Linked DNA regions of Homo sapiens: all the other regions are linked to region 1. Evidence: chromatin contacts called from ENCODE Hi-C data. All regions are on one chromosome and are shown on one strand. The core of a region is the stretch at or near the end of the contact, and the rest is flanking DNA. Distances in the headings are between cores, read along the strand shown.

What was found. Hi-C counts contacts between places; a loop is a spot of excess contacts on that map. Pooled maps may share reads with other maps.
Region 2: a loop to region 1 is called in a map of ascending aorta, with 13 times the contacts of the local background. The contact joins the promoter of SFR1 here to the promoter of BTRC in region 1. A Hi-C loop is called at or near these places in 2 of 168 maps with a recorded cell type or tissue (ascending aorta and naive thymus-derived CD4-positive, alpha-beta T cell) and 11 of 50 pooled maps.
Region 3: a loop to region 1 is called in a map of CD14-positive monocyte, with 8 times the contacts of the local background. The contact joins the promoter of ATP5MK here to the promoter of BTRC in region 1. A Hi-C loop is called at or near these places in 2 of 168 maps with a recorded cell type or tissue (CD14-positive monocyte and CD4-positive, alpha-beta memory T cell) and 10 of 50 pooled maps.

What each region holds. Positions count from the first base shown.
Region 1 is chr10:101,351,709-101,356,168 of GRCh38, forward strand. BTRC (beta-transducin repeat containing E3 ubiquitin protein ligase) reads left to right here and starts at 2,457. Exons shown (of 15, transcript NM_033637.4): 1 at 2,457-2,520. The coding sequence starts at 2,473. RefSeq lists an enhancer at 1-232 and a silencer at 2,501-2,680.
Region 2 is chr10:104,119,963-104,124,422 of GRCh38, forward strand. It overlaps SFR1 (SWI5 dependent homologous recombination repair protein 1), which reads left to right and starts at 2,209. Exons shown (of 4, transcript NM_001002759.2): 1 at 2,209-2,234; 2 at 3,003-3,124; 3 at 3,752-4,162. The coding sequence starts at 2,222. RefSeq lists enhancers at 272-1,471, 955-1,054, 1,627-2,290, 1,685-1,734 and a silencer at 1,975-2,204.
Region 3 is chr10:103,394,083-103,398,542 of GRCh38, forward strand. It overlaps ATP5MK (ATP synthase membrane subunit k), which reads right to left and starts at 2,393. Exons shown (of 5, transcript NM_001206427.2): 1 at 2,327-2,393; 2 at 1,664-1,950. It overlaps PDCD11 (programmed cell death 11), which reads left to right and starts at 2,544. Exons shown (of 36, transcript NM_014976.2): 1 at 2,544-2,648; 2 at 4,334-4,446. The coding sequence starts at 4,345. It overlaps MIR1307 (microRNA 1307), which reads right to left and starts at 319; the gene lies at 171-319. RefSeq lists enhancers at 1,656-2,488, 1,881-1,970, 2,121-2,370, 3,028-3,529, 3,530-4,030.

The DNA.
Region 1 (4,460 bases), core at 1,207-3,706:
ATCTCTCCTCCACCCTGGACTCTGAGTGATTTTCTGAAAATGCAAATCTGACCATTTTTTAAATTGTTCAGCTAGTTTCTCACAGCTCTCAGGATACAGTCTAAATGACTGAACTTGGCCTATAAGCTGGAGTGAAAGTCAAGGTATTTTATATCTGGTAAGGTACAGGCCCTGATGCCAGTTTAGAAAGCATGTCAGCTGATTTATCTGACCAGTTTATGCCGGCTAAATAATGGCTTGCCTATAGAGCCCCATACTCTTCTGCAGTCTCATCTAGGGCCACTCTTCCTCTAAAGTCCCACTGATCTTGTTTTGGTTCTCAGAATCAATCACCAAAAATGCAGTTACCTTTGCCTGGAATACTCTTTTCCAGTGGCTGCACCATCATCCCACCTTATCTTTTCATTTATTTATTTATTTATTTTTTTTGTAACTCCATCCTGTTACTGCCTTAGTCCTCTGAAAACCTCCAGCTAGTTTTCATACGAATGCGTTTGAAGTCTTCTCCATTTTGCACTTGTGTAGAATTTTTTTAAAAATTCAAGAACAAAACTTTTTATTAACTGAAAGCCTATTATGTATTAAGTATCATGCTGAGTTTTGTGGATATAGGGGCTAGGACAAAGTATCAACAGAGTAAAAGTGTAAGCTCCACGAGGAAATAACTGGGTCTGTCTTGTTCATTAATGAATCCCCATTCCTTTTTCTTTTTGTTTAATTAATTACTTTTATTTTTATTTCAATAGTTTTTGGGGTACAAGTGGTTTTTGGTTATATAGATGAATTATAGTGGTGAAGTCTGATATTTTAGCCACCCAAGTAGTGATGAATCCCTATTTCTTGAGATGATGTCTGCACACGGTTATATGCTTACCATTTGTTGGATGACTGAGTGAATAAGATAGTTTAAAATGGAGATTTTTTCCTATAAGTCAAAAAGTATTTTCCTAGTTCATTTATTTTATAAATTCAGATATTTTGTACAAGGCTGTCACAATCTAACTCACTTTTTTTTTTTTTTTTTTTTAGACAGAGTCTCGTTCTGTTGCCCAGCCTGGAGTGCAGTAGCGTGATCTCGGCTCACTGCAACTTCCGCCTCCCGGGTTCAAGCAATTCTCATGCCTCAGCCTGCCGAGTAGCTTGAATTACAGGCGCGTGCCACCAGGCCCGACTAATTTTTGTATTTTTAGTAGAGACGGGGGTTTCTCCATGTTGGCCAGGCTCGTCTCGAACTCCTGACCTCAGGTGATCCACCCGCCTTAGCCTCCCACAGTGCTGGGATTACAAGCGTCAGTCACCGCGCCTGGCCCTAAATCACTTTTGTTGTTGTTGTTGTTGTTATACTGTTCTTTTTCATTGCTAAGTAATATTCCACTGTGCTACATATGGAATATGCTACAATTTGTTCATACAACCACCTGCTGAGGGGCATTTGGGTGTGTGTCAGTTTTTTAGGCTGTATAACCAATTATCACAAACATAGCAGCTTAAAACAACCTAAATCACTTTTAACCAAACCCTAGAGTTTTCTCCTCCTAAGGTAGACCCAATTTCCAAAATAAACCCATATTGTACCTTTTCAGGCCAAAGAAAATATTTATATGCTTTATTTGCTGGAGGCCATTATATTCCACCGTTGAAGGACTTTTGTTAAGTACCTGTTTGACCCTTAGTGCAGGGCTTACATCCCACAGTTAGCAATAGCAAGTTATGTGCTTTTTGAGCTCTAAACACTGAGAATTTCTTGAACCGAGTTCTATTCGGCCCTGACTTGCTGTGGGGGAGAAAAGATTCCTCGGGAGAAGTGTGGGTGGCGATGGCTTAGGAGGACCTTGAAATTCCGCATTTGTCTGTGAGCTGCTGCCAGGTGCCCATTGGCCCAGCTACTCTGGGTCGCAAACCTGCAGATGCCAGATACATGAAATTTGGGGACGTTCAGCTTCCTAAAACCACAGTTAGGCAGGTCCTAGGACCCGTGATTCTTGCCACAGTTTTTCTTAGTATTTGGGCTACAAGTGAGGCATTGGCCGCCATCTTGATATCAAATGCCAGGCAAGCCGCTACTGGCGTCGCTCGGTAACCACGGAGACACCCGTGCCCCTCCCGTTTCTCATCCTTAGAGGCTGTAAACTACAATTCCCATCAGCCGATTTCCTCTGCGTAATGGCAACTTATCTAAATCTGGCTTGTGGGCAACCGCAACGCTGCCGCAGTGAACTGTGGGAGTTGCGGTTCACGGCGTAGCCTCAGTTTTTTTCCTGGGGGAAGTTCCAGAACTACAAATCCCGTGAGCCAGTGGGCTTTCGCCTGCGCACGGAGAAGCCGATTCTCCTTGGCCCCTCAGCCTGCGCCTGAGAGGTAAGAGAGGGCGGGGGGAAGGAAGAGGAGGCGGGATCCGGGCGCTGCGTTGGCTGCGGCCTGGCACCAAAGGGGCGGCCCCGGCGGAGAGCGGACCCAGTGGCCTCGGCGATTATGGACCCGGCCGAGGCGGTGCTGCAAGAGAAGGCACTCAAGTTTATGGTGAGGAGACGGTGGAGGCCGGGGAACGGTGGAGGCGCTGGCGTTGGCGGCGTCGCTGGCCTGGGCCGCCCGCCCACTGCGGGACCGGGCAGCGGGACCCTGGGCCGAGGCTGGCGGCGGAGCGGCTGGAGGGATGGGATGGGAGCTCCAGAAAGGAGGCTGGGGGTTGCGGAGCGGACCCAGGGGTGGGGGCAGCGGCTCCGCCATCTTGTGGATGAGAGGCCAAGTGACAGCGGGAGCTTAATCGAGGAGGGGGCTCCAGGCGGCGCGCGGGGCCCTGGAGGGAAAGGGGCGTGGGGACTGTTACTGAAAAGCGGAGGAAGCTCTCTGGAGAAACGCCGTGAGGCCGCTGGCGGGGCCTTCCTGGTGTCAGGGTTACCGGTAAGGCCCGGGAGAGGAGGTGCATTCACGACTGGGGAAGGGAGCGCGGGATAGAGTGAAGACAGATACGGTGGGTAGAGGGGAACGGGCAGGGCTGGATGCAGATGGATTTAAGGGTGGAGGAGGGAACGCTAGGGCTGGTGAGAGGCTTATAGTTTTGTAGAATGAGGAGGGAGGATAGCCTTTGCCTTGAGGGTGGAATCCCAGCTTGGCCAAACTACTGTTGACAAACTCTGGAAGGGAAGAGGCCTCACTAAAGAAGATAAGGACTGGGAATGAGGACCTAGGGCTATAATGACAGTCCCTGGGAGGGGAAAAGGGTGTTGACTGTAAGCTAGAATTACAAATGTCAGGGAGGGGTACATAACGCTACTTTGAAAGGAGAAGCTAAATACTGTAATAAGGACAAGGTGATGAAAAGTAAGAGCAGATTGTCAGGGAAACATGGGTACAGGAGATTGGGGCAAAATGAGTATCTAATAGGGTAAGCAAAACAAAATTTAAAGGTAAATTGTGGGACGGTAAAATGTGGAGGCCAGGTGCTTTGTATCATTTTCTGGGAAAGGAAAGGCCGTGGAGATGAGAGTTGCAAAGACCCATAAGAAGTGATGAGATCAGTTGAGAAATTTAGGAGATAAAAAGGGTGGAGGTTGGTAGAGGGAAGTAAGTCAGGGATAAGTCAGGATTTGTGGTTACCCGTCAGTTTTAGGTTGAAGCACAGTGTGAGCAAAGATTGGATTTTGTGGGTGTGCTTAAACCCCTTGGAACATATTTCTTTAACTTTGTATCACGCTTTTCTTTTTGCTGTGCTTATCTTTGGCAAACTCGTATAGTCTGATATTTGATGCTTTTAATCTGATGCTTTTTGTATTTCCTAGGTGTAAAACCAGACTTTGTGGTTACAACTAAAGAATGATGGAATGCATAGATTTTAAGCTTAACAGGTGGCCTTAGGGACATTGATATTATTTGCAGTCCAGTCTTGCTTTTTCAGAAGTTATTGTGACTTGTCACTCCAAATCTTACTCCTTTGCTTAAAAAAATAGCTATTTTGTATCTTTGCCTAAAATACCGTAACAAATCCAGATAAACATGGATACTAACAAAATTGAATTTTAGACTTTAAACTGCCCCATTTATAAGAATACTTTTTTGGAATCTAGTCAAATTCACTAAAACTTTATCTTGCATTAGTGTTTTCGAAAACACCTAATTAAAATTCAGGGGTATCATTAACAAAATTTCATTGAGCCTGAAGAAGGTTCTTGGATTTCTGCCCAACATTAAAATTCTAAATATGAAGAAGAGACCTTGAACTTTTACTGGACTTTAGAAGTAAGTGAAAGTTACTACACTTAAGTTAGAAAACTGTTACTGCTTATTTTTGTTTTCCTACTTAGAGGGTTGACTCCTTTTTTTCTTCTTTTGAGATGGAGTCTTGCTTTGTCGCCCAGGCTGGAGTGCAGTGGTGCAGCCTCCGCCTCCTGGGTTCAAGCGATTCTCCTGCCTCAGCCTCCCGAGTAGCTAGAACTACAGGTGTGGGCCACCACGCCCATCTA
Region 2 (4,460 bases), core at 959-3,458, 2.8 Mb after region 1:
GTATATGTTCTGAAGTTCTTTGAAAATCTGGCCAAACAATCCCATTTTAAGATACCAGTTCACATAATAAGCAAGTCAGAACATTTGCAAGGCAAAATGTTGTTTTCCTTTCTGCAGCCAGGAAAAACACAGCTCTAAGCTTAGGTTGTAACGGTAAAAGGATTTGGGAGCTGCTGATTTTAGAGACTCATAAAAACAACTCGCCCTTATGCCGGGAGGTATAAAGAATATGCAGAGTCTGCACTGTGCTTCTAGTGTCAGGACAAATCATTCTGCTTTTTCTTTGAGATTAACTGATGCCAATGGATGAGTAAAGGGAGAAATAAATGTACAGACTGAGACCTGCAGCTTGGTGAGGTGAGTAACACCTTTATCACAAAATCATGAGTTCTCTCTTCCCCTTTGTAAATTCCTTGGGGTTAACTTATGTAATTTTAAAAAATTTTAGGAGTGAAATATGTATTATTAATCATATGTGAGGCTCTACATTTTCTGCTATTTATGGTTTATATTGTGTGGGATCTTACAGATCACAGCATCTTTTTAAAATATATGTGCTTTTTTGGGGGGTGGGAGATAAATCAAGGGGTGAAACTGAAGGTGATACATTCCCTTAAATCCATTAGGGAATGGTGAATACACTTGCATATATAAAATAACTACTGAGTGCTTCCTAGATACCTAGCTCTGTTCCAGCTGCCTCTCACCAGTTCTCATTTAATTCTCCAATCCCATATTAAGAGGTGAAGAAACTGAGGCACAGAATCACCTCATTAAGAAGCACATAAAGTATGGTGCCAGGATTTGAACCTAGACAATTTGACTGTAACGTGTACGCCCCTAATCATTCCCTTAGGTAGTCCTCAGGTTCTGTAATTATTATACCTGACTGCTTAAGACTCAGGTAACTCCCTTTTGGCCACTTCTAAGCCACTACTGTCAGATGTTATTAATAGTAAAGAGACGATATCAATGTTTAAAATGGCCATTCAATAAGAGGACTGAAAACACTGGCCCCTGGAAATTCCCAACTTCCACGTGACTCAGAAGTTACTCAACTCTTTCACTAAACCCAGTGCTCCACCCAATGTAGCTAACTTTGTCGTCGCGTAGCAACAGAACCTCGCCATACTGGAAGCGGGGCGCGGGGGGGGGATTTTCTCGACTGAGGATGCTGCTGCCCGGTAGCCAGCAAGGGCCCTGTCGGTCTCAAACGTGAATTTTGGACCGACACAATCTCATGTAGTGATTGTTCTGCTTCCTGTGTTGCGCCACAACAAATTTCCTTGGGCTACATTTTCCCTCAGATTTGAGTAAAAGATTTGAGGTCACGCTAAGGAGCCTGCATACTGAGGTACAGAAACGGTTTTTTGTTTACAACAACAACAAAAAACCTCGCGACGGGACCGCCGAGTTTGCGGCAGCCAAAAAAGCTAGCGATGAGCTCAGCTAAAGTGCCGGGACTCTCGGATAGATTTCTAACATGTTTGAAATGTGGACCCCAACGCTGGAACCCAACGCTGTTCTTTTGTGGTCTCTGGAACCACCACGCTGGAATAGGCTGGAACCCAACCAACGCTGTTCTTTTGTGGTCTCTGCCTCTGGGGAGTCCACAAGCTGTAAATCTAACATGCAGCCAGCCGTGCGGCTTCTGGCCGCCCCACGTCTGAGTAAAGCCTTCACTGTGACTAGCAGGGAGAGGAGACTGACTGGAGCCAGAGAATGGAGGCGGCGGGCTGGCGGGGGTGGGGAGAGGCACTTTCAGGCGCACTTCACAGACGCACAAAAACAAGGAAGCCTGAAGGGAAGGCGGTTGAAAATAAGGCAACAGAAGCCGCGAACGGAAGCGCGCCCCCCTCAGGATTGGTTTAACATTCCGAAGCTCAGCCTCGCCCGCCCCGAAGACCTGCTGCGGATCGCGGCCGCGCGCGCGCGCACTCACGCTGCTCTCGGGCGCTGGGCGGGGAGAGCCGCGCGCACCGGTTAATTCTGCCAATCATGCGTCTGGGCCTCCCATCGTGTGGGCCAAGCCCCGCCCCAACCACCCGCTGGCGGAGGCGCGCGCGCAGTCCCACCGCTCTGAGTCGCTGAGTGAAGCGGCGCCTCGCGCGTCAGGCAATCTGGCCAATTGCGCATCTTTTCCGCCTACCGCACGGCCCCGCCCCTGCCACAGGATCGATTTACGGCCGCAGGTGCGCGCGCTTTTTTGCTCTCGCTGGGAATGGCGGAGGGAGGTACCCTGCTGAGGGGAAGGGGGGATCCCTGACACCTGGGCTTCCCCGGGAGTCGGCTGTGGAGTCGAGTTGAGCTCCCTTTCCGGGTCTGGGGAACTCAACCTCACCTTATGCCTGGGGTCTCCGGGGAACTAGTGGGCTTTCTGCAACGGGGGGAAGGAGGGGACGACTCCCGCCCCTAGTTTACCCCTCAAAAGTTAATGCCTTTGTCGGAGGAAGCAATTTCAGTCCACTCTCCTTTTCAGTCCCTGTTGGCCGCTTAAACTAAAAGGCTACAGACGGGCTTAAATGCGTCTCCGCTGTGTTTCTTATGCCTCGGGCCGGCAGGGTAACGGGTTCTAGTCACAGCTTGTAGAGTTCAGGATGGGTGACATTCAGGTCCTATTGTTTTTGAGTCAAGGTTTCGGCTATAGCTTCTTGAATTATGAAGCTGTCATAATAAAGAATTCCTGATTATCTAAAGCTGTTATTCTTCCCTACTTCCAAGGCAGAATTTGAATATATTTTGGTGGATGAAACGAAAACAAGGAGAGTCTTGTGACTATGAGATACTAGCTGGTTGATGTATCATGAAAAACTTAGTGGTCCCTATGTGGGAAGGTAAATGGAAAACTGCAAAAAGAGCAAGAATGAATTACAAAGTGAAATTAGAAGAAATATCTGGCTTACTTGTGGATGCTTTGTACACCAATACAATATATTATTTGATAAAAGTCGACTATAGAGAGGTGTGGTTAATTCGATTATTTTATAATTTTTCTTTTTTAGAGAAAAACCAAGATTTCACTTTCAAGATGGAAAGTCCGTCAGACTCAGCTGTGGTTTTACCTAGCACTCCTCAGGCCTCTGCGAATCCATCATCTCCCTATACAAATAGTTCCCGAAAACAAGTATGAAAATCTTTGTTCTTCCAGTGGATCCATTATGTGTTTCTAAGTATTGTGGCAGTGGTGGTTTAAATTCTACGGAAGGTTGTTAATTAACATAATGTGTAGCATAAATAAGTAGACATTTTATTAAATAATTTTGTTTTTCTTCTAAGGTGACATATATGACACCCACCAGCCCCCTTCCATATTTTCCTCTTGAATGAATTCATTTCAGTTAGTTTCAGATTAGGTTATTACAATACTCCAGATGGAGAAAGTTTGCATCTGTGCAATATTATTATGAAGGTCTTTAGTGGCAGAGTCTAGGTCTTTTCCTTACTCTGTAATTCTGAAGCACCTGGAGTACTATCAGGCATGTGCTTGTTACTGAACAAATGTTCCTTGATTACTGGGATAAACTTCTCAACACTTTTGGAAAGGTGTTGATCTTGCTGAAGTAAAAAGGAAATAAAACAAATGGAGCTTCCAGAAATTAAAGTCATTTTGTGATGCCTTCTTTAGATGTGGAGACAGAAAGCCATCTAGTGGTGTCTAGCATAGAAATGGAAGGACTTTATTTCTGGTGATTTATTGACATTAAGAATGTTTTTCTTGATTCACATTTTTAATGTTTTGTGCTCTTTATAGCCTATGAGTGCAACACTTAGAGAAAGATTAAGGAAAACAAGATTTTCATTTAATTCCTCTTACAATGTGGTGAAACGTCTTAAAGTAGAGAGTGAAGAAAATGATCAGACCTTTTCAGAGAAACCAGCATCTTCCACAGAGGAAAACTGTTTGGAATTTCAAGAAAGTTTTAAACATATAGACAGTGAATTTGAAGAAAATACAAATTTGAAAAATACTTTGAAGAATCTCAATGTCTGTGAATCTCAGTCACTTGATTCTGGATCATGCAGTGCTCTCCAAAATGAGTTTGTGAGTGAGAAGCTTCCTAAACAAAGATTAAACGCTGAAAAAGCCAAATTGGTGAAGCAGGTTCAGGAGAAAGAAGACCTTCTTCGGAGGCTAAAACTAGTCAAAATGTATAGATCAAAGGTGAGAAGAATTTCAGGACCATTGCATAATTTTTATTTTTACATAAATTACAGGAAAGTAATTTCAAAAATAGAATTTTTTTTTTTACCATAATAAGCAATAAGCCAAATATTCAGAAACCTGGCTTCCAACAGCTTTAATTCAACTCCAGATTTAGAGTAGAAAAGGCCCTTAAACACCAGGTAAAACTTTTTAAGAATCTCAGCTCTGATTTAATATGCAGTTAAACTTTTCTCTCTAGTTTCTAGCCCACAGCAATATTAGAAGTATTAAATGTTAGATGCAAGTACAATGGGAA
Region 3 (4,460 bases), core at 1,143-3,642, 2.0 Mb after region 1:
ATTCTAAAGCATGCTAAAGTTTGAAAAATACTGCAGTAAATGAAATAGAAAAATAGTAAGTGTATTAAAAAAAACTCTGGAAGAATATATAGCAAAGGCAGCTTAATCTATAGTACCTGTGTATTTTACAAAGGCATGAATTTCTTTTATAGACAAGACGTATTCAAAAGGTCACCAGAACAAGAGCTGAAAATTCGTATGCATGACCGCCTATCTACCACGACCGACGCCACGCCGAGTCGATTGGCAACACAGACGAGCCGGTCGAGGTCCGGTCGAGATTGGTAGGCAGTGACAGTGACTCAGCTGGGTCTTGATGAAATGGAAGAGGGAGATATCTGTCAGGGAGTCATTACTATGGAAACTGGAACTCCCCCATTCAAAGGCTTTCAGAGGCATTCTTGTGTAAAGAATTGGCAATGAAAATTTGAGAAAAATGACCTTAATTTTCAAGTTTCAAGAAGGTTCTTGGAGCAATGAAGGAAATCCAAACTTCCTTAGGCCTCTTCAGAGACCTTGGCCAGTCTAGCCCAAGTAGGAAAATCTCCATTAAAAATAACTTTATACACTTGATCTTAGCCAACAGAAGCGATAAAAGCAACTTTATAATGTAGCTATCAACTGTTCCACTTTACTAAACTTACTAAAGACATACTTCCCCCCGCCCCCCGCCCCCCCACCAGCTCCATTCATTTCATGATACATTTTTGGATTCACTTCTTAGGGTTTGAAGTAGGTTTTTAGGAGAAACGCTACAGAAAATAAGGGCTTCACTTTGACCATTAACGAAAACCTCCACTACATTACATCTAACTAAACTTTTTAGGAGGATATGCCCAACAATACTACAGCGCTTTAAATTTCCCTTTAATTTACACACAATATGGGAGGAAGGCTGATGTTTTGTGATATCCCACAGAAGACTAATTCTGATTGCAGGGAAGTGCATGGTTCAAGAACTGAAATCAATCACTCAAGTTAGTCTGGGTCTTAAAGGAGGAGGACTCTTGAGAGGCTCAAATGGAGGGCCAAATGGGGAACGGGATTGTTGCTGGTGAGATAATGGAGTAAGGTCGAAAAATTTGGTTCTGCACTCTTCAGCACGGTGCAGGTTACTTTAGGGCAAAGATAAAGGAACCCTTGTGTTTACAGTGCCCTTTGTAAGACTCCTAGTTGTGATTTAATGTTGTTAAACGGTGGTATGTTTTAATTAAGTTGCTAACTGCCCTTCTTGAGACAAGGTCTCGCTCTGTCGTCCAGGCTGGAGTGCAGTGGCGCGATCTCAGCTCACTGCAATCTCCGCTTCCCGGGGTCAAGCGGTTCTCCTGCCTCAGCCTCCCGAGTAGCTGGAACTACAGGCGCGCGCCACCACGCCCGGCTAATTTTTGTATTGTTGGTAGGGACGGGGTTTCACCATACTACTCAGGCTGGTCTCGAACTCTGGACCTCAGGTGATCTACCCGCCTCGGCCTCCCAAAGTGCTGGGATTACAGGCGTGAGCCACCGCGCCCGGCCACTAACTGCTCTTAAATGTAACTAATCCTTCCGTGCCTCTCTCCACCTGTGAGATGGGCACTTTATTAAAGGTCCAAAGTGACCAGTAGCTCTTGTTACTTTCTCTGTTCCTCGATATTGCTATTTTCCTTTCTAACTTAACACCTACCTGGAATGGTGAGATCACGAGGTAAGGAAGGCAAAGATGAGTGAGAACCACTCAGGTAACAGAAGCAGCCTCTTGCATTCACGGAGTTTACAGCTCTCTGTTCTGGTTACCTCCTAGGAAAGGCCTTCCCACTGATCGTCTATAGACTGAAATCTAACCCTTTTACAGCGGGCCTGGCGAACTGTAGGGGCCGGGCCACATTCACTCGCTTTGAAAAAGGCTGCAGCGCACCTAAAGGAGGCCCGGCTGGCCAGCTTCCTAAAGCACAGCTCGGTGGGAACAAACAGCTATGGACATACAGAAGAAAAGAGGTTAATTCGGCCGGTGATGGGGATCAGAAGCCCTAGTCCTCGTCCAATATTACGTCACTGGGTGACCTCGAGGGACGCTTCGCGGAGGGCCTCATTTTTCTCCACTGGCGAATGCAATCTAAGGGTCTTCGGAAACTGTGGGAGCCCTTGGGCGCACCTATCCGCCTCACCTCGAGGCTTCTCACCCGCTGGCCGCCCCCTTGCGCCCCTCGTTTTTTCTAGCTCCTTTCCCATTCCCCACCGTTTCTCTCCTCCAAAGCTAAGAACTCGAGTTGCTCCTCGGCCAGAAACGGCGGGCGGTCCTGCAACGTGCAGGCGCCAGGTCCAAGCCCGGACTCCCCTCTTCACCCACCTGCCAAAGCCGCAAATTCCGCAGCTGGTGTCCTTCAACGAATGTAACCACCTCTCGGCCCGGCCGGAAGAAGCCACCTCCCCCGCACGCGTTTAGCCGGCCCCCGCGATTCGGCCTAATGCGACGATTGGCTATGGCTCCAAATCCCGCCCTTCCGATTCCTGTCTCTAGGTCACCTCCGCAACACAGCAACGGAAGTAGGGTGTTGAGCCCGCCCACACTTCCGGAAGAATTGCACTGGACTGTGGGTATCCTGGTCTCCGCGTGTGTGAGTACCGCGGCGCGAGGTTAGTGGTAGCTGGGTGCAGACGCCGTGGCGCTGGTGAGTAAAGGCAGAGGCGAAAAAGGAGGAAACCTCATGGCTGTCAGGTCTGTCCCAGGCCTGGTTCCCTGCCAGGCACACGCTAGATGAGTGTGGTTCGGCCACCTTAGCCCCGCTTCGAAGCCGGCTCTGTTGTAGCAGCCCCTGTAACCCCAGGCTTTGTGTTCGGAAAGTAGCCTAAGTATCTTCTGTGCCCCTGGATCGCCTTACTTTTCAGAGCCTCAGTTTCCCCTTGCTTGAAAGGAAATTAAGGGTGAAATTATCAGCAAACTAGACCCCCCAAACTTTCCTGTTTCTATGAATCATATACCCATCCCTGATTCCATATCCTTGGCCCCACCCGGTCATCACTTCTTTAGTCTAAAGCCCTTGTAGAGTCTTATTACCAAGTGTCTGTCAGAACTAACCTCTCCTGTCTTCTGTTTTCACTTATACCCAGTTCTGGTTCTCATGGTTTCTCTGCTGTACTGCATTTGAATCCTTTTTTTTTTTTTTTTTTTCTGTCACTGAGATAACAGGAAACAGTGCATTTGAATCCTTCTACCGAATTTACTTGCCTTCAATACTGTCTCTCTTCATGTCCAATCTATAGCCTGCAGTATATTTTTCTTGCTTACTGTTCTCTCGCTTTCCCTGCTTAAGTCTCTGACTTGCCAAAGCAAACTACCCATATCTAATTCAAGGTCTTCCACAAAAAAGCCCAACTTCTCCTTTAATTTTTTTGAGACAGAGTCTCACTTTGTCTCCCAGGTTGGAGTGCGGCGGCATGATCTCAGCTCACTGCAACCTCCGCCTCCCGGCCTCAAGCAATTCTCACGCTTCAGCCTGCCTAGTAGCTGGGACTAGGCGCAGGCCACCACGCCCGGCTAATTTTTGCGTTTTTGGTAGAGACGGGGTTTCGCCATGTTGACTATGCTGGTCTCGAACTCCTGACCTCAGATGATCCACGCGCCTCGGGCTCCCGAAGTGCTGGCATTACAGGTGTGAGCCATGGTGCCCGGCCTTCTTTAAAATTTAACTTCAATTTTTATGCTTTAATCTCCCAGTGGTCTAGTTGAATAATTCCTCAGAGACAACAGCAAGCCTTTGAGCAGTTGTTTGATAGGGAAATTGCTGGTGTTTATTGAAATAATAGGCTTTTCCCATCCATGTCTTTTCTCACATTCCCTTTCTACCTGTCAAGCTTCTGTTCATCTTTTACCCTTAAGCTAAAAAAGATCTTCTTTATGAAGCTTGCCTCCTTTACTTATCCCTTCCTACATTGCCTTATCCCTTCCTACATCTTTGTGATCATTTATAATCTGATTTGCATTTTAAGTTACTTGCATAATTGTTTTATCTTCCAAAAAGTGTGCATGTTCTTTGAAGGCAGAGGATTATATATTCATCTGTAGAGCTACAGTGTATCTCTGACTTAACTGTAGCTTCTTAGTGAGTATGTGCTACATTGAATCTATAACTTCTTTTTCTGGAAGAAGGTGGGTGGACTTGTGGTTTTGAAGCAGAGACCTTTGGAAAGATGAAGTATGGATTATTCCGGGCCTGACATCTAAACCATCTATGTTGTAGTCCTGAATGTTGTCTAGCATATTGCTGGAACGTTCTGTCTCTTGCCCGTTGATAACACCTTTCTGAAATCTGCTACCAAGACAACATGTCACCATTATCCTTTGCATTGTTTTTAGGAGACCCAAACATGGCAAACCTGGAAGAAAGCTTCCCCCGAGGAGGTACAAGAAAGATCCACAAACCAGAGAAAGCTTTCCAGCAGTCAGTTGAACAAGACAACTTATTTGATGTAAGTAGTATGCT